Linked DNA regions of Homo sapiens: region 1 is linked to region 2. Evidence: chromatin contacts called from ENCODE Hi-C data. All regions are on one chromosome and are shown on one strand. Each heading gives the region's core, a stretch centred on a gene start or an enhancer-like site at or near the end of the contact. The rest is flanking DNA. Distances are from core to core; before and after follow the strand shown.

Evidence for each region. A loop is a pair of places that touch in the nucleus more often than their neighbours do. Pooled maps may share reads with other maps.
Region 1: a map with no recorded cell type shows a loop between it and region 2 (5-fold over the local background). The contact joins two enhancer-like sites. A Hi-C loop is called at or near these places in 2 of 37 single-sample maps with no recorded cell type and 2 of 50 pooled maps.

Annotation. Positions count from the first base shown.
Region 1 is chr3:12,184,716-12,189,017 of GRCh38, reverse strand. It overlaps SYN2 (synapsin II), which reads right to left. Exons shown (of 13, transcript NM_133625.6): 12 at 1,406-1,649. Among named protein-coding and RNA genes, the nearest start is that of TIMP4, 28 kb to the right of the region's middle. RefSeq lists enhancers at 1,192-1,331, 1,532-1,641. Within about 2 kb of position 1,422, at least 17 of the 41 ENCODE cell types and tissues checked have a DNase peak (open chromatin) inside an H3K27ac peak, as active enhancers do.
Region 2 is chr3:11,597,792-11,602,781 of GRCh38, reverse strand. It overlaps VGLL4 (vestigial like family member 4), which reads left to right. Exons shown (of 5, transcript NM_001128219.3): 2 at 760-949. Among named protein-coding and RNA genes, the nearest start is that of VGLL4, 44 kb to the left of the region's middle. RefSeq lists enhancers at 311-908, 597-1,036, 909-1,507 and a silencer at 1,893-2,187. Within about 2 kb of position 2,166, at least 29 of the 41 ENCODE cell types and tissues checked have a DNase peak (open chromatin) inside an H3K27ac peak, as active enhancers do.

The sequences.
Region 1 (4,302 bases), core at 173-2,672, 590 kb before region 2:
CTGGCCTCTGGGAGTGGGGGCACTCCTCAGCCCGCACAGGCAGAGTACTGGGGATGAGCCTCCAGCTTCTCATCAGAGGTTGGCTCTATTCAACAGCTTCAGCCCAGAGGCAGTGACAATCCAAGGATCTGCCCTCACGCGGGGGCTAGAGTTGGCTAGTGGGAAGGCAGGAGGGATTAAAAAAAAGTCAGCAGGCAGGAAACAGCTGGGCTGAAGGGACATTATGTGGCAGGCAAGAGGCAAGAGGTGCCACTGGCCCGAGCTGGGGAGCAAGAGTGGGTGATGCCCCTCCCATCACACGGGACTGGAAGACCCAGAGAAAGTGACCATCTGGACACCTGAGCCCCGCAACCTTGGCTCTGCCACTAATTAGAGGAGTAGCTCGGCTTTGAGAAAAAAAAAAATTTTTCTTTGAGCAAAGTTTTTCTCATCTGCAATGACTACATGATCTCCTAGTGGCTCATTTCAACTCCAGAATTCTCCAGCCCCCTTTTCTCCCTCCCTGAAGAGTCATTTGTTGCCCGTCACCTCACTCTGAGAAGCAGGGGTGTATCACTACCATCCCCTTACCATCCCCCTAAGGCTACGGCTGTCTGTGCTGAAGGTGGTGACAGAAGTCTGCTGGGGACACTGCACAAGCAATCAGAGGCCTCTGTGGGAGAGAGGGCAGAACTGACCATCGTCCACATCCAGGTGCTGTCCCTCCCAAAGACAGCTCTGCTGCTTGCAGGGGTCTGTGCAGTGGGGCAGTGTGGAGGGGCTTCTAGGGTTGATTGCTGGGTGTGGGGGAACCCAAGAGGATGGAGTTCCTCAGCGTCTCTGCCTGGGAACTCCTCTGCTGCCCACACCAGAAACTGACCTCCTTTGGACAGAGCTGAAGGTAAAATGTTGAAATGGATTTAACTACTTCCCTCTTTTCATTCTGGGCAGCCTTACTGATTGCATACTCTGAACTGTGAGTCAGAGGCAGAAAGATTAAAAATTTTTTTTTACAAAGAAAGAAACACACACAAAGAAAAGGAATGGAAAAAAGAGTGGGAGACAGGGTTTAAAATAAACAAACCAAAACCTTAAGCTAGTACAAGACTAGAGAAGGGACAGTGACTCTGCCGTAGTGCCACTTCCCAGGAAGAAAGGGAAGGGGGTTGAATTTCTAGCTAAACTTTAGACTTTCACTTCCCTCTTTCCTCCCTTCTCCAGTGAACCCTAACCACTCCTTTAACCAAACACACACACACACACACACACAAAAACCAAAAACAAACTAACAAAAAAAAACCAAATCCCATCACAAAATATCTGTAGGAGGAGACCTGATTGAAGGTGATTTCTAGCAGCTCTGGAGCCCAAGGCCCACAGGAAGGGTAGGAGGAGGGGAGGGAGGAGCTGCTGAGTTGTCTCTTACTTGAGCTGTGGGTGAGGCTGGGGCTTCTGTGGTGGAGCAGCCAGGGGTGGCTGGGCCTCTGCCAGGGAGCTGCTGCTGGAGGGTGCATCTCCGTGGGTGGTGGGGCCGCCCGGCCGCTGAGGAGCCGAGGAGGAGGAAGAAGAGGAGGAAGAGGAGGAAGGTGGCAGTGATGGTCCAGGGGGGAGCCGGCGTGGAGGCAGCACCTTGCCTGGGGGCTGCATTCCTTGGGGTTGCCCAGGGCCCCCTAGGTTCAGTACAAGAAAAACTTCATAATTTAACCATATAAAAATGTTTCCTTATTAGAATTTATGCCTCAAAGGGTGTGGTTAGTTAATTACCCAAAGGATAAGCTCTATTCCAAGAAGCTGGAGTCTCTGAAGGGCCCTAAAGGGGGTCCTTGGTTAGCTATCCTTGTATATAGCCACTAAGTGCTTCTCCTCAGAAACGGAGCAACTCAGCCACAGCAGCAGTCAGCAGGACAAGGAGGAACCAGGGACGAGCGGCCCCGTCAGAGGCGCACTCTCTCACAGAGGGCCCTAGAATGCAGGGTCCTCTCCCCTCCTCTCTAGAGGTGTCTCAGGCACAGACCACCCTGCTCCAGGGTTTATTGGGAAGTCTCAAGTTCCACATGGCAGATGCAGGAGAGTGTGGTGGAGAGAGCACTGGATCTCAGAAATAGTCTACCAGTGACTCCCTGAGCAAGTCACCAAACTTCCCTGGGCCTTGGTTTTCCCAAACATAAAACTTTAAAAAGTGTAAGCCCTGGTCTTAGTTGTCTTTTAAGGGGTAGTGTTTCAAAGATAATAGGGTTGAGCAAGTTCTTCAAAAAGTATTCCGTACCTTATGATCACCTCGATGGTCACTGACATATGCTGTTTTATGGAGCTGCCCTTGGTCCTGCTCCAAGCCTGCGTGGGTCTGATTGCCAGGCCCACCATGCCCCACCAGGGCTTCATTTTAGCATTAACTCATGCCCACAACCAGGAGAAATCCATTCTTCCTAGGCACTGTTTTGCCTCTCAGTAATATCCTCAAGGGGTTCTAGCAGGATGAACCTCTCAGCCATGTGTGGTAGAATTCTCAAGACATCCAAACCCCACTCTCCCCTGGGGATGTTGTGGGTGCCATTTGGCAAATGAAAGCCCCCCTAAAAAGGAACAGCACACCCTCCTCCCAGCATGAAACACTAAACCATCTGGTGGCCTGGAGAGGAAAAAGGTCCTCCTTCCTCTGGGAGTTGACAGGCATTAAGGTGGTACCAGATTGCCTAGAGTTTGCTGAGGAGGGTCCCAACGCTTAGAAATCAAAAGCCATCCCCATTAGCACCTACTGACTAGTGGAAATGATGCACGACTGCCCTGGGAGGTCCAGTCTCTCAGCCTCAATCCCACAGTCCACATCCACGGGCCTGCTGGAGGGAGTGGACTTACAGAAACTCAGCACCAGCTAGTTGTATTATCACTTAGTTTTTAAGAAACACCAGAACATCTGCACCCTCTGGAGAGGCAGAACTGTATGTCTATGCCACTGTGCACCCATGACTATCCGCTCAGTTCCCCACTATAGGGCACAGAATACCCTTTATCATCTAACCAAATAATACCAGAGTTAGTTACAGAGAAATAAACACATACATAAATCAATGGAATTCTGCAGGTTTAAGAAGCTCCAAATTCAAATCAAATAACTAGTGAAGATGATAGATTAGCAGATTATTTCACATTAACCAGCTTTTGCCACTTCCAAAGTTTGGCATCATTTGCATTAGCATTCTCCTGTAAGGTAATACAGGTTAATAGCTCAGTCTCTTGCACCAGAAACCTGAGTGCTTTCCCATTTGTGCAGATACTTGGATAGCCAGAAACGTTACAACTTAACACTGAAGACAGATATAACTTTTCCTTTATTGCACATTAAGCTGTACAAGAGTCACAAAAGAGAGGTACTTCAATCATACTTCCAGCATTGGCTGAGGTTCTCCCAGTTGGATCAGTACAAAAAAAGGGGACAACGTCAGGAAAGAAATAGGTACAAAACACCTGAATGGCAATCCTATACTGTGACACAGATGTCCCCCAGGCCACAGAGTTGTCCCTAAGCATGCTGCCTGAGGGCACATAACAGTCAGGTTATGCTATCTGCTTGCATTTGGCAGTGGGAGCCCTAACCAATTTCTCCCCCACCTGAAAGACCTTGACTGACACCACCCTGTAGCCTGACTGAATTCAAATGGCAACTTTGCATTTGTGGCTCACAAATGACACATGAAAAGCACCAGATGTACACACTGATAACATGCAGAGAAGCAATACCACCGTCAGCTCATCGCTTGGACAAAAATATACGATAAAATAATGTATTCCTCCATTCTGGGAAATGTTACTTTATTCTATCGTTTCATCAGATTGGGAGGTATTTAAGGACCTGATTCTTATGCAACCCATCTGGAAGTGCAAATATGCATATATGTATATATTTACAACAGATCAACTACCATTATCAGCTGAGGGAGGGATTACAGATGACAACATTCACACTCAATGCATTTCTCTGTGGCCTCAGAATTTACCAGCAATCAAAGGAGAAACCAAGGCACAAGCCCCTGGATACGTAACTCTTGTTACATACCACCAACACTAGTTCCTTCTCAGATCTGGGAGTTCAGAACGGTGACATGACAGTATAGAGGTGGAAGGGAATGTAAAAATAGAGCCAGCAGCATTTCTTCTCAAAGGCAAGCTGCTGGCATGAACTTCCACGGACCATGGTGTTTGTTAGAGGCGGCTGCTTGGTGCCCGTTCCCAGCCTGGCCGGGAGATGGCAAGATGAGGCACTGAAGCTGAGGCCTGGTTTAATGAACTGCCTCAGCATCTGCTCAGGTGCTGCTTGTCAGAGGG
Region 2 (4,990 bases), core at 917-3,416:
TACAAAACCTTTTAAAATAATAATGAAAAACGCCAAGATGTCAAATCAAATGGAAATGTGGACCCTAATTTGATTGCCTAACTTCGAAACATGTTTCAGAACTGCACCTACCCACGTATTATGCTTGCGATAAGTTATATGCCGAAGCTTTGTGCTGATAATATTTTAATGTGCAATATTTAGCGTACTGTAAGAATTAAACATTTATTTCCCATTAAACGATGTATTTATATTTCTTTTAACTTTCGGTACAAATGTGTGAACTGTTAGCCCACACACTTTCCTCATTCTTTTAAAAGAAATTAAATACCAAGACTATATTAGAAAAAAAAAACAGAACAAGCAGGAAAAGTGAGTTGGGCATAGTGGTTTCATGAATGCAGTGAGGTCATTCTCCTATCTGTATCGAGTGGAATACCCACACGTGAAAAGACCTTTGGTGTTTTAAATTAACTTTTGAAATTGTTTACAGAAAATGCTTTTTGCCTCCCCCCTGCTATTTTATTGCAACTTTTTATTTTAAACTCTACCCTAAAGAGTGACTGTGCTAGAAAACCACGTTGATGTAAAATGTCTCATGGTTGGCAGCTAACCACACTCAAACCATGTTCAGAGGATGGCAGGCGGCCCCGTCCCATTGCCAAAAACTTTCCACTGGGAGTAGTTTTGTAAGGGGCTGGCTGGGCGGGCGGGGAGCCTGGGGGACTGAGATGGGGGCCTTTCTCCTGCTTAGTGACTACATCATCTCTCTCTGCGTAGGCGAAGCTGCTCTCAGGGGAGAACCCAGAATACAGACCCTGCCGGTGGCCTCTGCCCTCAGCAGTCACCGCACCGGCCCTCCCCCAATCAGCCCCAGCAAGAGGAAGTTCAGCATGGAGCCAGGTGACGAGGACCTAGACTGTGACAACGACCACGTCTCCAAAATGAGTCGCATCTTCAACCCCCATCTGTGAGTTCCTCTGTTCTTATTTTGGCTTAAGGGTGCTCCGTGCTGGGGCCTTATTTGTTTTGCAACTTTGTGCTAATTCTGATGTTATCATTTGCATACTTTATTTGAAAAGGATATTATTTACAAAAGAAAAATAGTATTCATCTGCCAAAAAGAAGGTAGTAAACTCATTTTGATAACTCGCGGTGAGGTGGAAGTCTGGCTTCCCTCCAGCCTACTTGTAGGACCTTCCGCATGTTAAACTCCATAGAAGTTAATGTCCCCTTAGAGCTTCTGCGAGCAGTCGAGTAGTCATCTGCTAAGCTTCGCTTTTTTTTGCCCATACATATTGATTGTTTTTAGGAGAATCAACATTTAGTGAATGTCACTGTGCACCAGACAAATAGAAGGGAAGCTCAGCACCTTTTTGACCAAGCAGACGTCTGTAAAGTTCTTACTCAGGAGTCTAGGATTGTACACACGAAGAAGTGTTCATCCCACCTTATGTGCCCCTGGTACAAACTTGGGACCTTCCCATAAAGGGAAGCCAGCTTCCTATGCTCATGACAAGGTGCCACTCACCACATCCAGCCAGTCCTTGATCTGCCACTGACACTGTCTACCTTCTTGACATGAATTGCTTCAACTCTTTGGGCCTCAGTTTTGTTATTTGTGAAACACGGGCTGAAACCACAGATCCCTGAATCTGTGCAACGTCACCATGTTTCCACTGGAAAAGCCTCCCGCTTCCGTGCACCCGGCTTCTCCCCTTTGCACTCTCCTCTCGGCACACACCCTCCTCGCAGAGGGAGAGGCTTCTCCCCAGTTTTCAGGACTTGGAGACGCCCCACCAGCTGCCCAGAGAGTCTACGGGTACAGTGGTGAGGGCGGTTGGTGTTCTTGGAGTTATCTTGCCAATCCTGGCAAGGTTGCACTGAGTATTGGAGGGAGTAGCTTTGTGTGTGCAGGTACAGAGGTCCTCCTCCTTCCCCCTTCCCAAGCGCTCACTCTAGCATGAGTCAGTGTTTCCTCATTATTCAAGATGCTCCAATTCCTGAGGGCACTGCTTTTTCCCCACAGGAATACCTTCCTGTGAGGGCTCCTCCTTGGAGGCAGAGTTTCCGCAGAGAGGTGGCCCAGCTCCCGCCTCTACTGCCTCAGCTCCAGCGTCCTCGCATTCCGCTCGTTCCAGTCAGCTTGGACTGTTGTGTTCAGTCATAAGACACTGACAGAGGTATTTATCCTCAAATAAATCACTGCAGTGTTAGTCAGAGGCTGAGCCTGCAGTCTGGAGCCCTGGAATTTGCTACCATCAGGAATCCAGCAGGAAGGCCCTGCAAACAGTGCACTCCGCAGGCAGGGCTAGCTTAACTCCTGGGTGCTCAGCTCTTGCAGTTCATTCTTTTATTCCCACGAATTTCTTATACTTTCCCATCTGCTTTTCCCAAACCCAAATAAGAACATTTGGTCTTTTTTTTTTTTTCTTTTTCTTTTCATAAGTAAGAAAGGGGAAGGCAGCCTGCAGACAAACATGCCTTAATTTAAATCCTGATTCTGCCACACAACAGCTGTGAGGCTTTGGACAAGTCACTTAATTTAGCTGGGCCCAGTATCCTTGACAGTGATATCCTTGTCATTGGACAATGACAATGACAATGATAATAGTTAATGTATAGAGCTATTACGAGGACTAGAGTTAAAATATGCAAAGAGCTTGGCATGGTATAGCACTTTGTTGATGGGGGTTGTTATTTTTATTCCATTGTTCAGATACTGGTTATGATGATAGAGAGTAAGAAAATATACATATGTATATATGGTGGATTTAATGTTTGATAGTATGTGCCTTTTAATCAAAATGCCTGGGTTCAATTCCCACTTTCTTTATCTTTCATCACAGATAATATTAATTCCTTCCTCATAGGATTATTGTAAGGACTTAAGAATGGTGCCTGGCAGATAGTAAGTACTCAGCTTTAGTCATTGTTAATATTATTATTAGAATATTAAAATGTTCAGAAAATAATTTTGTGGCTAGGCGCAGTGGCTCACACACCTGTAATCCTGGCACTTTGGGAGGCCAAGGTGGGTGGATCACCTGAGGCCAGGAGTTCGAGACCAGCCTAGGCAACATGGCAAAACCCTGTCTCTACTAAAATTACAAAAAACTAGCTGGGTGTGGTGGTGCATGCCTGTCATCCCAGCTACTCGGGAGGCTGAGGCATGAGAATCACTTGAACCTTGGAGGCAGAGCTTGCAGTGAGCCGAGATCGCGCCACTGCACTCAGCCTGGGTGACAGAGCGAGACTCTGTCTCAAAAAAAAAAAAGAAAATAATTTTGTAGCTCTCTTGGTGGCTAAAAATAAGACTTTGAGGTACGGGTCTGTGATGACACTATAAATAATTTTAAGTGTAAATAATAGAATCGCCAAATTTTATGTGCAAATCACAATTGACATTATTATGCAAAGTTTTAGGAAAATAGAAACAGGAGTAACCTCCTCTCTCAGACTCCCTTACACCAGCCAGGTGACTCCCCCCTCATTTTTCTTTTATTGTGGTAAAAAATATATATATTATAAAATGTATTTTCTTAAGTGTACAGTGTAAGGAGGAAAGGCGATTGGCGTGTGGTTAGGTCCTTCTGAGTGTTACTTGTTTACTGTGTGATAGTTATTTTAGTAACATTACCATTGTTTGTACTGTGTTTTCTAAGAGCCTAATGACAGATTTCACAGGCAGATTGGAAAGATGCTGCCTGTCTTACTTCTTCGTGTTGTAGGGTATTTAGTGCTGCTGTTTGATGAAATGTTTCCTATTTGGGCTATAGCATGCTCCCTCCTTTATATTTAATGCCTAAGAAGTTATCTGCAATAAATGACAGATTCATAATTATTTGAAAAGGAATAGCCTAGTGTATCTCTTTAAGGAGATTACAAAATGGTTTTTGTGCTTTATCTTCTTAGAGTTTGTTAATAACATGTAATGAAAATGTGATGTATTTTATCACTAAAGCAGTCATAATAATTCTGGGGAAAGGAGTGTTATTGGAAAAGAGTTTTGGCTGGGTGTGCTAGCTCATGCCTGTAATTCCAGCACTTTAGGAGGCTGAGGCAGGCAGATTGCTTGAGCCTAGGAGTTTGAGACCAGCCTGGGCAATATAGCAAGACCCCCATCTCTACAAAAAATTTTAAAAATTAGCTTGGCCTGGTGGAGTGTTCCTTTGCTCCCAGCTACTTGGGAGGCTGAGGTGGGAGGATAGCTTTAGCCCAGGAGTTTAAGACTGCAGTGAGGTGTGATCACACCACTGCACTCCAGCCAGGGTACAAAAGGGAGACCCTGCCTCTAAAAAAGGAAGGAAGGGAGAGAGAGAGAGGAAGAAAGAAAAAATAGTTTCGGTAGCTAGCTAACAAGGCCTGAAAGGTGCACGGTTTGGCTGCATTTTATTATAAGCATCATATGGAGACATTTTCTAGTAGAAAGATGGAGAGATCAGGTGGCTCTGAGCCAGAGTAAGAAGCAGCAGAGGCCGGGCGAGGTGGCTCGTGCCTGTAATCCTAGCACTTTGGGAGGCCAGGGTGGGCGGATCACATGAGGTCAGGAGTTTGAGACCAGACTGATCAATATGGTGAAACCCTGTCTGTACTAAAAATACAAAAAAAATTAGCTGGGTGTGGTGGTGTGCGCCTGTAGTCCCAGCTACTCAGGAGGCTGTGACAGGAGAATTGCCTGAATCCAGGTGGCAGAGGTTGCAGTGAGCCGAGATCATGCCGTTGCACTAGCCTGGGCAACAGAGCGAGATGATGTCTTATAAAAAAAAAAGGCAACAGAGAGTAAGACTGAGTTCTATCCAGTTTGATTTAGGGGAAGGGGAAAAAAAGAGAGGTTTCCTTAGTGATTTCTTCAGAATTTTGAAAATTAGAATTCCTGGGATTTTATTCCAGCCTCTTAGGACCTGGTGTATTTGAACTCATTATTAATTTTTTTGTTGATATTGTTACCGAACCACCAGGGGTTTGGTCTGGGTCCTGCTGCTCACCACACAGAAAGCCAATGACTGGG